Linked DNA regions of Homo sapiens: region 2 is linked to region 1. A link is a loop called in an ENCODE intact Hi-C map of the cell type or tissue named here. Cell type or tissue: PC-9. All regions are shown on one strand.

Region 1 (8,000 bases):
GCAACTGAAGATGATCCTGAGATGAAGGCGGAGCATTATAAGCACACCTTTGACTAAAATGAGGAGCTAGAGCTCAATGACATGAAGACAGAGGGCTATGAGGCAGGCCTGGCTCCACAACGGTAGCAGTGGGTGGGTCAAGGGCCAGCTCTCCAGCGCTGCTCATTCTGCAGGTTATTTATTAGTATTGGAAGAAGGCTGGGAGTGTCTTGCCCACCAGCCCTTGCCCATGGTGGGGAGGACATCTTGTCTGAGTCAGAGATCTAGGCACATTTTCTAAACAGCTTGTAATGCAAGTGTGAGCCTATTGTGTTACTTGACCTTATTTTGAGGCTTTGAATTGGCCTAGGAAGAAACCCAGAAATGAACCAGGGGTATGTCATTATCACTTTTTTCATATCAAGTCTTTACCCTCCCTCCACATAATGCTCTGTCCTCTAAGGTTGGAACTCTGAAGTTGGAGAAAGTGGAATAAAATTACACCTGGAAAATGAAATAAAATATTCTGGTATCAGCATTTAGCTAAATAGATCAATGGGGCAAATTTTCTGAAAAAGTTAGAAACACACATAAGTAGGAACTTAGGATATAAGAGGTGACACTGCAAATCAGCAGGGAAAGGATGACTATTCAATAAATGGCACTGTGACTATTGGCTAATAATATTTTCTAAGAGAAAAATTAGATTCGTACCTCACTGTGTGAACAAAAATAAATTTCAGATGTGTTAAGGAAAAGCAGTAAACATTTAGACAGAACTACAGGAAAATATTTCAATGACATCCAAGGAGGGTAGGGTTTCTTAAACAATACAAAACCAAAAATTATCATGGAAAAGTGAGAAGTTGAAGTAGATAATTTTTTTAAACTTCTTAATGACAAATGGCACTAACAGCAAAGCAAGAAGACAAACACAGACTTGGAGAAAATAGTTATATCCCACATTTCCAACCAAAGATTACTATCCAAAATGTACAACTAGTTCCTACAAATAAGCAAGAAAAAGAGCAACAACCGAACATCAAAAAAGCTTAAGGATGTTAACAAGCAATCGGCAAAAGAGGACATTTAATGGTCTATAGACGCATGAAAATGTGCTCGCCTTTATTAGTAGTCAAGGAGATGCAAATTAAAACAAATAGATACTATTTCATGCCTATTAGAGTGGGAATTTCTTGAAAAAACTCTGACAATACCAAAAGTTGATGAGAATGGAGAAATGGATACTTACATCCACTGCTAGTGGGCATGTAAAAATGACAGACCCACTGTAGAGAGCGATTTGGCAACACCTGGTAAAGTTAATGCATAACCTATGACCAAAAATTCTGCCACTATATGTCTAGAAGTTCCCAAGAGACACGTGGGTCCAAGGAGATATGAACAAAAGCACATTCTTTCAGCACTCTGGGTAATAGCTTAAAAGTGGAAACAAGCTACCTGACCTTCAGGAGCAAAATGGGCAAATCAAATGTGGATTATTCATGCAATGCAATGCTGCACAGCCATTAAAATGAGTGAACTAGATCCTTATCACCTACATGGATACATCTAAAATGTGTAATGATAAACTAGAAAGATGCAACATAAATATTTATACAATATAATTTACATAAAATGTAAAGTACATGAAACGATAGTATATATAATTTACTAATATACGTTAAAGATACTCAGATCTTCCTGGTTATGGTTCACATATATGAAGGGGGGAGAGAGAGGCCTCCTAAACCAGGTGTCCGAATATTACAACATCTAGAAAGACTCTTGAACTTACACTTCATAAAAGATAAAAGGAGTGTTTTTTTAAAGAGCAACTGAGCTACTAATGAGAATTTGGCACTATTTATGTTTTTATGTATAAAGAACCCTAAAGGACATTCGATGGATTCTGGTATCGGTTGCCAGTTCTTCTTCACTTAGGAACTGATGCTACTAACCCTTAGTTGGTGGGGCTAAGAGAACAGTTCTGGCCTAGCTCCTGTCTCCTACAGGTCCTTCAGGAGCAAAATGGGCAAACAAAATGTGGATTATACATAGAGTGCAACACTGGGTTATTCTCCCTCACCCAGCCTACTAGTCTGCCCAGAAAATCCCCATCCTGCTTCTGTTGGATTCTTTCCTGTGTTTCCTTTGCCACTTGCTGAAAGTACAGTACCATTCTAGCATCCCAAGTTTTACTTGCTGATTTCTGTTGAAGACTCTACAGCCCAACTCTGCCTTTCTGATGGGTCTGGAAGGCAGTGTGCCTATTCAGTACATGTGCCTATTCAGGGGAGATGCCTCCCTGGACAGGGTTAGCTTTTCTCTAGGTGCTACAATGCTGGGCAGAGGACCTTAAATCTCCTTTGGTTTGGAGTGACAGAACCATAATCCTTCCTGAGCTCCTTTTTTAAACACTCATACATACACACATGCTTTCATATACATGCACATGTACACACACTCAGACAAAAAAATGCACACACAAATACCTACACCACTCCCTTCTCTGCAACAGGAGTCGGGACTGCTTGGTTACTCTAAATCCAGTATCGTATAGGTGTTGTGTGGCAGATCTGATTTTATAATGGAAGACAATGGGAATAATAGGATTTGCTATTCACGAACACATAGATCTCAAATATCAAAGGACAACTGTATGATACCATTGGAACCATTATAACACAGTAGCCGTCTCCCACTTGCCAAGCTCAAAGCATATAACTTTTCTTTTTCACGTTGGGAGCAGAGGTGATTGAATTATACTCCTCAGTTCTTATCCCATTACCGTGACTGTATGTGAGGTCCCTCTCTAGTTTTACAACTGTGCTTCCTTTTATATTCCCCTTTGTGTCTGATTCCACTTTCATTTCCCTTGCCCCCACCCACAGGCATCTGCTGGAATGGGTTTGATATTTGCCCAATTGTTATTTATCCTGTTGCTTTTCTACTGGGACGGCACGGCAAGAGGATGTTTATCTCTGATTCATTATGCTGATTCATTTTTGTTAAGCAGCCACACAATTTCAGGTATAGTGCTGGAGTGGATCCCACTGTGGAACCTAGCAGCCAAACTGAACTGAACATCTGTTTAATTTAAATGGTGGGTCCTGGGGTGTCAGTTCCATTATTTTGTTTGTATTACAAAACTTGGCTTACAAGATCACACTCTTGTTTAAAAAAAAAAAAAAGTGTCCTTTAAATTGGGAAAATGCTCATCTGTCCTGAATGAGTTAAGAGTGCTTCTGCCTGCAAGCAGAGTGTGCGGTGACTCACTGTCCCATGAAGACGCCTTCCCTTCTACCTTAAGACTGCGTCTGTCCCGCAGAACGCCACGTGCGGGCGTCCCTGGAACCTGGCCCATAGGTGGCAGTCTCCCTTCATCGTTCCCGGACTACGAACCTCCGAAGGGCAGCCTGAGAAAGCAGTTGCTTTTGCTTTTTCTTCGGGTTTCCTAATATTTAATGTTCCCTCCACTCACCTTCCCCCTCCATCCCACAGAGAGTGTAGAGATTGCATCCCTGGAGGCTAGCAAACGACAAAAGAAACTTCGTCTGGAACCAGTCAAAGTCGGGAGACCTGCGTTGTGCCGACTCTCGATGCGATTGTTTTGGAATTTTGCTGAAGCTCTCTTGCAGAATTGCTCTGTAAATGGCAAGAAGAAATGCCTTTCACTATAAACAGAAAATAAAGCTTTCACAAGTTGTCATATTTTTAAAAAGCAATCATGCGGATGCAAGTTTTTATCCCCTCTGTTTAGTCTTGCCTCCCCTCCTTGCCAACACACCCCCACAGAATTTGGGATGAATCTTTGCGAGTGAAGTAAAAGTAGGCATTCTCTCCAACATGTGCCCCTCCCCCAGCCCTTCACAGAGCCTATTCAACAAGATATCGAACAGTCATAGGCAGAGACGAGTGTGCGTGTGCATATGAGTGTGCATGTGTGTGCGCGTGTGTGTGTGCGAGTGTGTGTGTATGCAGAGAATACTAGATGGAGAGTCAAAGGGAAACCAAGAGATCCAGAAAAGGGGCACCACCTTCTCACCTTCCTTCCACCCCACTCCTCCTCACCCAAGGAGGGAAGCCAGGTAGAGCGCTCACCCAGCCCCAGGCCCTTTTGGGCGAGCCTGCCCAGTGGGTTTCTAATCAGCCAACACTTTGGGCCGGCCTCCACTGTTTATGGAGCCAAAGGGACTTTAAATCATTAGCCGGTGTCAAAATGCTTGAGGAATGTGCTTGCCTAGGAAGCCACATGGAGTGGTTCATCAGCATTTGTAAAAACCGCCTTGGCAAAAAGATGTTGAACCCAGCACTGGGGGCGGATTGTGTGTATTTCAGTTGAATTAGCAAACAGAATACCTTTTAAATCTTAGCAACACCTGGTTCTGAAAAGGACACCCACTAAAGAAAGGGCTGCCTTGTCTGTGCTGGAAGAGGCTTTCCCTGGCTCAAGGTGCTTCTCCTCTCCAGATCAGAGACCTCATTAGATGCTTGGTCCCTCTTCCTTCCTAAGATGTGCAGAGGCCCGGGAGATTTTCACCTGGACTTTGGGACACAGCCAACACAGGATGTCCTGAGTTACAGCAAGCATTTCTGAATGGAGGTAGCCATTGGTCAGCCTGCTCTAAAGAAGGCCAAGTTCATGTTCCCCCCAAAGGACTAGACCCCGGGGTAGGTGGGGGTTTAGGGGCAGGGGTGAAGAGGGTGTGGGAGGTGGTGAAGGGGAGGGGGTAGAGGAGGGGGTGGGTGGAGAGGGCAGGCATGGAGTGGGTGGAGGGCGCCTGGCAGAAGCCTGGTTCAAGCACGAGCAGAGCCTCCCTGGCCACGGCAGGTGGGCCCCTGACACACAGAAGTCTTCTTCAGAACAGACTTATTGCCTTAGCTGTTTGGCCACTCTCCTGCACACACCTGGAATCACTGGGCATGTCTCTGAGGAACTAAAGCTGATCTCTCCTTGGTAGGCTGACCTCAGCGGAAGAGCTGAGGATACGCCACCTTTTCTCTCTTTAGGCCCTTTCCCTTGAAAAGCTCTGTGAATTAGGATTTTCTCTTCTCAAAGGAAAAATAAAACAGCTTAAAAGCACCATCAAGTCCTCAAAATTCTTTTTTTTTTTTTTGAAATAGTCTTACTCTGTCGCCCAGGCTGGAGTGCAGTGGCACAATCTTGGCTCACTGCAACCTCCACCTCCTGGGCTCAAGGGATTCTCCTGCTTCAGCCTCCCAAGTTGCTGGGATTACAGGTGTGCACCACCAAGCCCAGCTAATTTTGCATTTTTAGTAGAGACGGGGTTTCACCATGTTGGCCAGGCTGGTCTCGAACTCCTGACCTCAAGTGTCCCACCCACCTCAGCTTCCCAAAGTGCTGAGATTAGAGGCATGAGCCACCACGCCTGGCCAGGTTCTCAAAATCTATAAAATAAAGCCTCAGGGGGTTATTTAAATTCTGCTAGAACAGGGGCCCAGCAGACCTTCCTGCTTTGTCTCCCACATCTGCTATTAGACACCACTACGTTCCAGCCCAGCCCTCGGCTCCTCTCATCCCACCCTGCTCGCGGAGATCCTTCTCCCCCAGATCTGTTTCAAATCTCACTGCTTCCATGAACCTGATCCCTCCAGAGTCAGCTACCCAGCCCCACTCTTGCTCTCGTGGGCACCCAGACGTCCCATGGTACCTGAGTGTGCACAGCCTCATGGTTCAGCTGCTGTGCCCGGCCTGCTGTTTTCCTCCAGGACTTGTATGCTTCCTGTGAGCACCCTCCAGCTCTCAGTGTATTTCCCCTAATACTCAGCACTGCATCTCCCAGTCGGCAAAGCTTAACCATTGTTGGTGAGATTTGAAATCAAACCATGTTAGCATATGAAAATAAATACAAGTATCAGGCTTCATCTGACTCCATTCAATGTAAGAGGCACCATTCATTCACTTCTAAAAGAAGAAAATTAGTAATGTAAAACTAGAAATGAATTAGCTAATGAGCAGAGGGACAAAGAATGTTCAGCCTCTCTAGAATGCAAAGACTTCGGAATTGTTTGTGAAAATAAGGAAATGCCAAATTTGACAAATCAAATTAACAAATTTAGAGGAAATTACATTGGTCACCACTGCCAGAGTCACAGTGAGACATGCACTCTGGGGACTGCCAGCAATGCAAATGAGAACAGCACTTCTCCAAAAATTTTATAAAATGTCTCAAGAGTCTTAAAAATTTTTAATTACATATGTGGCTCACATTCCGTTCTATTGAACAATGCTGTATTAGACAACTGCATTTTTTGTAAAAGACAAAGAAAGCTGCCAGGTGATGTTATTTCTGGTTCTAGAATTATGAGTGATTTTAGTTTTGTTCTTTTTTTAGTTTTTGTTTTTTTGATACATGGTCTCACTCTGTCACCCTGGCTGGAGTGCTGAGGCACAATCTCAGCTCACTGCACCCTTGACCTTCTGGTTCAAGAGATCCTCCCACCAAAGCCTCCTGAGTAGCTGGGACTATGGGAGGCACGTGCCACCACACCTGGCTCATTTTTTGATCTTTTGTGGAAACAGGATCTTGTTATGTTGCCCAGGCTGGTCTTGAACTCCTGAGCTCAAGCAATTCTCCTGCCTCAGCCTCCCAAAGTGCTGGGATTACAGGCGTGAGCCACCACCTGGCCTGGTTTTGTACTTTACACTCTTCTGCACACTGTTTTCTCAATAAGCATTTATTTCTAATATTTCACATCTTTTGTGGAGCCTTCCCCAAACTCCAACTGGTGTCAGATGCATCATGACTTTCTACACTTTTTCTCTGCAGCATTCACTAGAGTTGGAAGTTATATGCTGGCTGATCGTTTGATTCATTTCTGCCTGCTCAGCAGATCCTCAAGTCCATGAATCTGGGACCCAGGTCTGTTTTATTCACTTTTGTGTCCCCAGCACTTAGCTCAGTACATAACATGTGGTAAGTATTTAATAAAGACTGGTTAAATGAATGGATGAATAAATGATTAAAGAAAAAAGTTACTTCCTAGAATCAGAAGAATCCAAGTCACTGTAACTATAAAATCAAGGAAGTCATCACATAAGAGCAATATTTGCAAACTTCAGTGAAGAGGTGATCAGCACAGATTTTGGAGGGGCCACAGCCATGAGATCTGCTGCAGGGAGTGCAGCTGATCGAGGGCCCCAGCTGCTGTGCTCTGAATCCATCAACACATCTGAGGCTGCGCTTCCCAGGGGCTGCCCTCAGCCAACCTCTCAGTGTAGCAGGAATAGGAAGGCACGCCTTCTCCTGGGAGAGGTGGGACTTCTGATGGGCAATTTTGGCTCAAGGACGTTCACTGACCTTGTCCAAATTTCCTTCCCTCTCTCCTGTCTTCTCCAGGGTCAGACCTTCATCACACTCTGAGCGTCCTCCCCATCGCCTCTGGCTCCATCCCCATTTTCCATTACAGGTGTGTTCCCCAATAAATTACTTGCATCTCAGAGGACACAAATAACACAAAGAAGGGCATTGCTTCCAAAATTTAAATATATATTATCTACTTTTAAAAATGGCCAATACATGCACATTGTAGAAAATTTGAACAGCAAAAAGTTTTTGAAGTGGATATACTATAAAAGGAAAGTTGTTTTTTTTTTTTTTTTTTTTTTTTGAGACAGAGTCTCGCTCTGTCGCTCAGTCTGGAGTGCAGTGGCACAATCTTGGCTCACTGCAACCTCCACCTCCTGGGTTCAAGTGATTCTTCTGCCTCAGCCCCCCGAGTAGCTTGGACTACAGGCACGTGCCACCATGGCCAGCTAATTTTTGTACTTTTATTAGAGACAGGGTCTCACCGTGTTGGCCAGGCTGGTCTCGAACTCCTAACCTCAGGTGATCCGCTCACCTCAGCCTCCCAAAGTGCTGGGATTACAGGTGTGAGCCACCATGCCCGGCTGGAAAGTTGCCCTCTCATCTCTTTCCTCCGGCCCCTGATTACCTTCTAAATATTCTCCTTCCTCTCTCAGAAGTCAATCTCTGTCTACCCTTCCGCACTATGCA
Region 2 (8,000 bases), 49 kb after region 1:
GCACCGGGCCGAGAATATTCCTAACAGGAATATCTCAGCTTTCCTTCTGAATCCTCCCAGGGACTGGAACTCTCCAGTAGCTCTCTTTTTTTGTCCCCTGCCACCATGCCCTCTGTTCCCAGGCATTTGACTCCTGACCTGCTTCTCCCACCCAGACGGGGTTCTCTGGCTTTTCTCTGTGTGTCACTCTCTCTGCCAAATGGGCCTCAAGCCTCCAGAAAATCTGGCCCCTTTTCCATCCTTGTATATAAGAGGAAGAATGGGGAAAAGAGAGAACTTATTGAAAAAGAATCCGAGAGTACATTCCTCGATCTTTGTCCAGGTGATGCATTAAGAAGGTCACATCCACCGTGTCTGGTTTCACTTCCTTATCTCTCCAAGAGGGGTGGGACCAGAAGACTTCCAGGGCCCGCCCAGGTTTAGCAAGATTAGAATCGACCCTCCCTTGGCATGCCCTGGAAATTGGCCTCCGTGGAGCCGAACCCTCCTGCCAATGGGGACTGAGAGGCTGGTAATGCCTTGAGGATGGGGTAGGAGGAGCAGTGAGATAGAAGAGCAGAGTTACAGAATTGGTGGGGGAGACAGACAGCACTTGGAAAAAGGACAGATGAAACAATAAGGGCAAATGTGTCTGGAGCTTCCCAGTGTAGACAGGCTCCTGCTTGATCTCCTTTAAAAGCGGGAAGCACTCTGAGCACAGTTCCCATTTTACAGACAGTAAAAATGAGGCTCAGAAGCTAAATAAGCTGTCTAAAGTCACATGACTTGGAAATGCTAGAGCAGAGCCTACAGTCTGCCTTTATTTTTATTTTGTAATTTTTTTTCTTTTTTTCTTTAAGAGACAGAGTCTTGCTCTGTTACCCAAGCTGGAATGCAGTGGAGTGATCATAGCTCACTGCATCCTCCATCCTCCCACTCCTGGGCTCAAGTGATCCTCCTGTTTCAGCCTCCAGAGTAGCTGGGACTACAAGCTTGTACAACATCACCCATACAGACTGCCTTTAAATCCAATGCCCTTTCCACTGCACCAGGATGACTAAGTTCCTCCTGACTACCTGGCTGTAAAACTCCTGATACTGGTTGCCCTGGGGCAATGGTGTGACCAGGTCCCCATGACCCTTACCCTGCCACACTACCATTCAGGCCACAGAATGCTTTGTGGGGACATCTCTCTCTCTTCCTTTTTTTTTTTATACCGTTTTACTTTAATTTACTATTATGTTCTTTAGTTCCATTTATCAAAACTTTTCATCATATTCTTATAACTCAATTTCACTTTTGTAAGAGAAGTCACGGCAGCACTTGGGGGTTGGGGAAGGAGAGGCATCACGTACGGTGGGATTTGCCTTCTGCATCCCGGGGTATCCCAAGGTGATACCTTGGGATTTATTAGGATCTCAAGCCAGGGCAACATAGATACAGCAGCATTTCTGAAACTTAAGAAGTATGGCTGTCTGTTTAAAAAAACAAACAACAAAACCCCTCAAACCTCTTAGTATGGATTTAAATTATTTTCGCCATGTTTGTTTCTTGAATATGTCCAAATTAAATATAAGCTAGATATGACATTTAATAAAAACTCCTTAATCCTATGGCTCTCAGGTAAGTGTCTGGTTTTGCTGAAACTAAATTGCCAACACTGAATTAAGTGGTCAAGTTAGCATGAGTCTGCATCTGTTTCTGCACTGGACTTTAATAATGCCATTAGCAGAGGATGCCTTTGCACCCAGGTACATTGTGGAAGTTAGTAACTGCAGGGCTATTTTTCCTTCAGGGATGTCGTACTCATACTTAACCAAAGCTCTGCTAGGAGCAATCCTTGAGAGCCAGCTCTGGCTCCAGCCTTTGGAGACCTCTGCCTTTTCCACTTGAAGACAGAATTTGGGTCCTGTTGGCCAATTCTCGCTGCAAACTGTTAGATGAAAGTAAAGTAAAACGGGTCTGTGTGCGACACGTCTGCATACACGTGAATGAGGCCTTTGAGTCTGGCAGGCTTCCCTGCCACGTGCTCTCACTTCACTGGGGTAATGCCTTTGCATACACAAATGCAGCCATGTGCCCTGAAGAGCAGGCAGCATTCAGGTCTCCATAGCCACCTGGGTGATCTAGTAGAGGCTCATATAATTTTTTTGAATCATCTTTGCAGTAATCTCAGTACTGCCCAGACCTGTTGAGAAATAATGGTATAGAAGAGTCCTATCTTGGGTCAAAGTCCTTCGCCTGCTTTTTGATAACTCCATCACTCAACCACAAGTCATCTAATGTCCCTGCACTTCAATTTCTTTGTCTAAAAAATGGAAACAATAATGCTTGCTATTCTAATTTTATTGGATTGCTACAATGCAATAGTTCCCAAAATGTAGTTCCCAGGCCAGCATTACCAGCATCACCTGGAACTTGTTGAAAAGGCAAATTCTCAGGCCCTTCCAAACCTGCAGAATCAGAAACTCTGGGTGAGGCCCAGTAATCTGTGATTGCACAAGTCTCCAGGTGATTCCGATGCCCTCTAAAGTTTGAGAAGCACTGCTATAAAACAATGGGATAATGAATGCAAACAGTGTCTACAAACTGTAATGCCTACATCATCACTTTGAGAGCCACTGCTCTACGCAAGTGTTGGTTACTATCTTGTCACCCAGGTTTCCATTAAAATGCAAATACCCCCAGGGTGGGTGACACCTTAAGCTTTAACAGGTGTTGGTTATTCTCAACAAGCATAGCAGGTGGTTAGCTAAAAATAAACCCTTTCTAGAATAGAAAATTAGGAAGGTTAAGAGTTTCTGTAGGGTGAACAAGGGACAGAGAGAGAAAAAGGAAAGGAGCATGGAGTCACACAGACTTGCATTCATGTTCTAGTTCTGTGTTTACTAGCTACATGACCTTAAGCAAGTTACTTACAGGACATCGTAACCCTATGATGATGACCTCCATAGAGTTATTGGGAGGATTAAGTGGCACAACACGTGCAAAGCACGTAGTGCAACCCATGGTTCATATAGGTATTCAATAAGTGATGCCTATCATTAGCAGCAGGGTGTCCAGACTGCTTAAGACTACCACCTGGGACTCATCCTCACTCCCACGCCACTCACCATCCCTCCAGCCACCCTATCTATTATTATTATCATTATCACCATCAACATCATTGCCTCTTCTGCCAGAGCTTCCTGACCTTAGGCTTAAAACTGCCACCCTAAGATTAACCACTGAGGAAGGAAAGGGGAAAATTCCCAGAATGGCACAGCTGCCTCAAGGTACAGGCTGGCTCATGCTCTGGTCCCCAGAGGTGTCACTGGAGTGTGCCACATTTTGACACCTGAGAGATGGTAGGCAACCAGAGGGACAGGTTCTTCCTCTCCATCCATTCTTGGACTGAAAACCCCCAGAGGGTGGGCCCAAGGGAAGTGCTGGAGCAGAGAAGCCTCTGGAAGGCAGAGAGAGGAGGCACGTAGGGCCAGGACCAAGCCCTCACAGAGGTACAACAGGGCAACCCCTGCAGGGGCAAGGAGGGTAGCCTTTCCTCTAGGGACAGGTGACATGGGTAGAATGGAAACCTGGGCTCCAGTGAGAAGCTCCATTTCATTAGAATCGCATGCTCTAGAAGAGGGGGTGAGGCCAGAAGTCTTTCCTGAGAGGAGAAGCAGGTTCCACAGTGTAGACCTTTGGGGGCTGATCTGGAGGCCTCCCTGAGTACTGCTGCCTGCCTGCTAACTTCCTGGATCTGGAGGTGTGGCAGGCACGGCCTTAGGTGCGCAGAGTGGACAGGTGGATCCAGCCCCAGGCCCGCCCAGATGTTATCTCTCGGGTGGCTCCAGGTCCCTTTCTGTCCAGGGCAAGGCCTCTGAGATGGGTCATGCAGGCTTGGCCTTTCTTCCCTCAATGACTCAGGGCCGGCTGGCCAAGAGTCACCCTCAGCTACCCTCCCACTAATGAGAGGAGGCCGGATTCCTTTGGATTTAGTAAGGTCACTCCTTGAGGGTTGCCTTTTGTTACCCATCCACAGTGGGAATGCTTCCTTAATGAGCAGAGAGCCACACCCTTTCCCAGCGTCGGGGGTGGGGGTGGGGGGGGAGGGTAGGGTAGCCTTTTCAGGTGGCACATGAACAGGGCTGATTTCACAATGGCCAGCCCACAGGTGAGGCACCTAGGGCAGGCCTGCTTCGTCAGTCCTCCCCAGCTCTCCTATCCAGGTGGCTACTCCTCCAGACCCCACCTGCCCCAACAGCTGGAGGGCGAAGCTGCTGCAGGCATGGGAGGCAGAGGAATGGTGGAGGAGCTGGGGTGCTGGGCGTGCAGTAGTGCTTGACTGGAAACCGGACGAAGCTGCAGATGGGAGAGGCACTGCTTGAACACTCCTGCCGCATCCATCACTCCGGGCACCTCCTGCAGTGCACACGGTCTCACTTTGATTTTAATCCCACCAATAGCAGGAAGGAGGTATGAGCCTCATCTGCAGCTCAGGATGATTAGGGGACAAGTCTGGGGTCATGTGCTGGTAAGGGAAAGAATGTGGACTCAATCTCACGTGGCCTGGCTCCAAAACCCGTCCATTTGCTAATTTAGTTTAAACCACCGGTTTTTTAACTTAAAAATTTTGTTTCTGAACGTTGAAAATGAATATAAAATTCAATGTGCTTCTCTGTACTCTCTTAGCAACTTCCTGTGAATCTATAATTATTTCAAAATAAAAAGTTTAAAACAATCCTATGTGGAGCCTGAATGTATAAAATGTATCACTGAGATGCTGTGAGAGTCCAGGGCAGTGGTTTCTTTCTGGGGTGGTGTTGAAAGGCAGCAGTGAGGGGTGGCCCTGTTTCTGGATCTGGGCTGGTTCTGCAGATGTGTTCTGTTTGTAAAAGTTCATCGAGCTGTGCATTTGTGATTGGTGCACTTTTCTGTATAAATGTAAAACTTTAAAAGTTGAAAATATATCAAAATGGAGATGCTCTAGTTGAACAGGAAGAGGGGTTCGATGTGCTCAGCTTCTTCCCCCACACCCCTCCACTTAACCCTCTCAGGACCCCAGGGTTCTGGGAGCACGCTCTGGAGTCTGGGTTCTGATTTCTCTTATATAATACAGGTGGCTGGGTCAGAGGACCTCAGCTCTCCAGTCCCCGCCCCAAGTGTTCTATTGTCATTTCCCATTATTCAGTTACAAACCATAGCCCATTGACGGTGAAAACCACCATTCAAATGTCCAAAAAGAAGAACATTAATCCTGGGTGTGGAGGACCCCACACAGGTCGCTGTGTGTAAAAGAGACAGCAGGCTCTCGGTCTCCCACTTGGGCAGGGCAGCCTTATACTGAAAGAATAAACTTCAAGTGAAGAATTCCCAAAGACAACTCGGCAAGAAAAGGCTTTTATGCCTTGAAAGGAATTGAATCAGACTTATAATCACAGAGAGCTGGAAATCACATCCATTCAGCATGTTCTGCAAATGAAAGGCAACTGACAATGTAAAACAAACAAACAAAACTCACTCGCATTCTCAGTTGACATGTCCTGTTTTCACCTCATTTGGCTTCTTGGAAGATTTCTGGGTTGAATGTGCACTTTGGAGCAGCATGCCTGAGCCAGGTCGTTTTTCCCCTCCTGCTTGGAGGATGTGGCGAACATATTTTCCTTTCATTCGCCGAGTTAGTTTCTGGTGTTACCTGCCCACTACTGTACCTGGAGTCAGCAGTAGCTGCCAACCCATAGCTAAGGGCAGAAGTTAGCCCAGTGTGAGGTTAATTGGACCAAATTAAAGCCATTACGGTTTAACAGGCTCTCTATTGGAGGAATGCTTAAGTGGGCTCCCCCGGGACTTGGGAAATTTGGAAGTGAAGTGGTTTTTGCTATTTGCAGTAGCTGCATCTCCCGTTTTATTTGTCAAACTGCTACTCTGCAGACTGCTGTGGGGTGAAGTTGTTAGACAAAGGAGAATCTTTTCTTTCTTTCTTTCTTTTTTTTTTTTTTTTGAGACGGAGTGTCACTCAGGCTGGAGTGCAATGGCACAATCTCAGCTCACTGCACCCTCTGTCTCCTGGGTTCAAGTGATTCTCCTGCCTCAGCCTCCCGAGTACCTGGGATTACAGGTGCGCACCATCACACCTTGCTAATTTTTGTATTTGTTTATTAGTAGAGACAGTGTTTTGCCATATTGACCAGGCTGGTCTCGAACTTCTGACCTCAGGTGATCCACCCGTCTTGGTCTCCCAAAATGCTGGGATTACAGGCTCAAGCCACCACGCTCGGCCAGGAGAATCTTTTATATGATCCTGTTTCCAGAAGAGGCTATCCTCTGAGGAGTTTAGGAAATGATAGAGTGAATCAGACTAATAACCCCACTGAGGAGATGAGGCGAAAGAGGAATAAGGCATGCAAGGGTCAGGGTCTCCTGCTTGGTGACATAGCTTTTCTGGGAGGATCTTTTCAGTTCAATGCTACCCTACCTAATCCCAAGGAAAGCAGAGTTTTAGTTCACTGAATTTTCAGGCTGAGTAGAAAATTCCTTTTTGATACAGCACTTGTTGCTGGAGAGCCACGTACTCTGTGATGTCCTCTCAGGACCCTTTCCACCCTGGGGCTCCTCCTCTGCTGAAGCAGGGCTGGCAGTTTCCAATTGATCAAAGTATAAGTAGCCAACGGCAGCTCACAACTCTCATGACAAATGCCAACCCCATCTTAGATAACATTCACCAGAGGGTTGCATCGGGTTAGGAAGGTGATAGTGTGGTGGTCCCTCTGTGCTTTCAGGACACTGGGCTTGTGGGGTACAATCTAGGGTGGCTTTTTTTTTTCTGAGATGGAGTCTCACTCTATTGCCAGGCTGGAGTGCAATGGTGCAATCTCGGCTCACTGCAACCTCCACCTCCCGGGTTCAAGCAATTCTCCTGCCTGAGCCTCCTGAATAGCTGGGACTACAGATGCCCGCCACCACGCCCAGCTAATTTTTGTATTTTTAGTAGAGACAGGGTTTCACCATGTTGGCCAGGATGGTCTCGATCTCTTGACCTTGTGATTAGGGTGGCTTTTTAAAAAAGTAACTCTGACAGAATCCTTCCAGAAAACAGAACAGCATGGTAAAGCCTCTGGGCACTGTGTCAGCTGAAAAGAATGGGGATGTGTAGCCTAGGGAAGAGAGAAACTCTCTGGGAGGGAGGCAAGGATGTGGCCCCTGGGGGAAGAGCTATGACCCCAGGTGGCATCTCCAATGGGAGATGGTTCAATTCCCAGCTCCTACATAGGGTTTTCCTATGTCCTAGTCAGTAATTTAAACACAATCCCTACTGTAAACTCATTGGATGCTCACAACCACCTTATGACGGTACTGTGATTATCATCCTCATTTTACAGATGTAGAAACCAGCACACAGAAGTTAAATACCTTCCCAAAGTAACAATGCTATTAATGAGAGAGTTGGAATTTGGACCCGGCTTTCTTACTAGCCCGGAGTTTCTCAACCTCAGTACTATTGACATTGGAGGCTGGAGAATTCTTTGTTGTAGGGGGACCCTGTCCTCCCTCTCCTTGCATTATAGGATGTTCAGTGGCATCCCTGGCTTCCACCCACCAGATGCCAGTAGTACTCCCCTGTTGTGACAGTCGGATGTCTCCAGACGTTGCCAATGCTCCCTGGAGGGCAGAATCGCCTTTAGTTAAGAAGCACTAAGTGCCTCCCGAGATGGGCCAGCCTGTCTCCTGTAGGAGCAGGAACGCCTGCTGCTGCCTTCCTAGTGCAGGGGCCACTGAGGCCCCCTACACTCTCAACACTTTCTGACGTGCCTCCTAACTGAATGGGGGAGGGGAGATTTTACCGGACCCTCCTTCTGCCTAGAGACGTTCTGGCCCCTAGAGATTGTTTGATTTTTAACATTTCCAACATTTCCTAATGTTATTGTCATTTGCCTCTCTGTCCCCAAATTAAAGGCCAAAGAATCATTCTGATTTTGTGGGGCAAAACCTGAGGGAAAGCCTAAAGTTTACCTAGCACTTTACATATTTATTCAGTTTAA

The links. Peaks named below come from ENCODE experiments on the same cell type or tissue, not always from the same donor. Only the 100,000 strongest peaks of a DNase experiment are listed, where the experiment ranks them.
Region 2: it touches region 1 in a loop (7-fold over the local background); 7 of 110 quality-filtered maps call a loop at or near these places.

The regions. Positions count from the first base shown.
Region 1 is chr6:108,777,815-108,785,814 of GRCh38, reverse strand. It overlaps the pseudogene ZPR1P1. Among named protein-coding and RNA genes, the nearest start is that of LINC00222, 30 kb to the right of the region's middle. RefSeq lists an enhancer at 3,400-3,449. In PC-9, a CTCF peak has its summit at 3,322 (motif pointing right); DNase peaks (open chromatin) are centred at 2,914 and 3,264; H3K4me3 peaks cover 1,817 bases; H3K27ac peaks cover 2,915 bases.
Region 2 is chr6:108,728,560-108,736,559 of GRCh38, reverse strand. No RefSeq gene overlaps it. Among named protein-coding and RNA genes, the nearest start is that of LINC00222, 19 kb to the left of the region's middle. RefSeq lists enhancers at 1-208, 3,190-3,981, 3,982-4,774, 5,109-6,036. In PC-9, CTCF peaks have their summits at 544 and 744; DNase peaks (open chromatin) are centred at 389, 1,049 and 3,859; H3K4me3 peaks cover 3,114 bases; H3K27ac peaks cover 5,774 bases.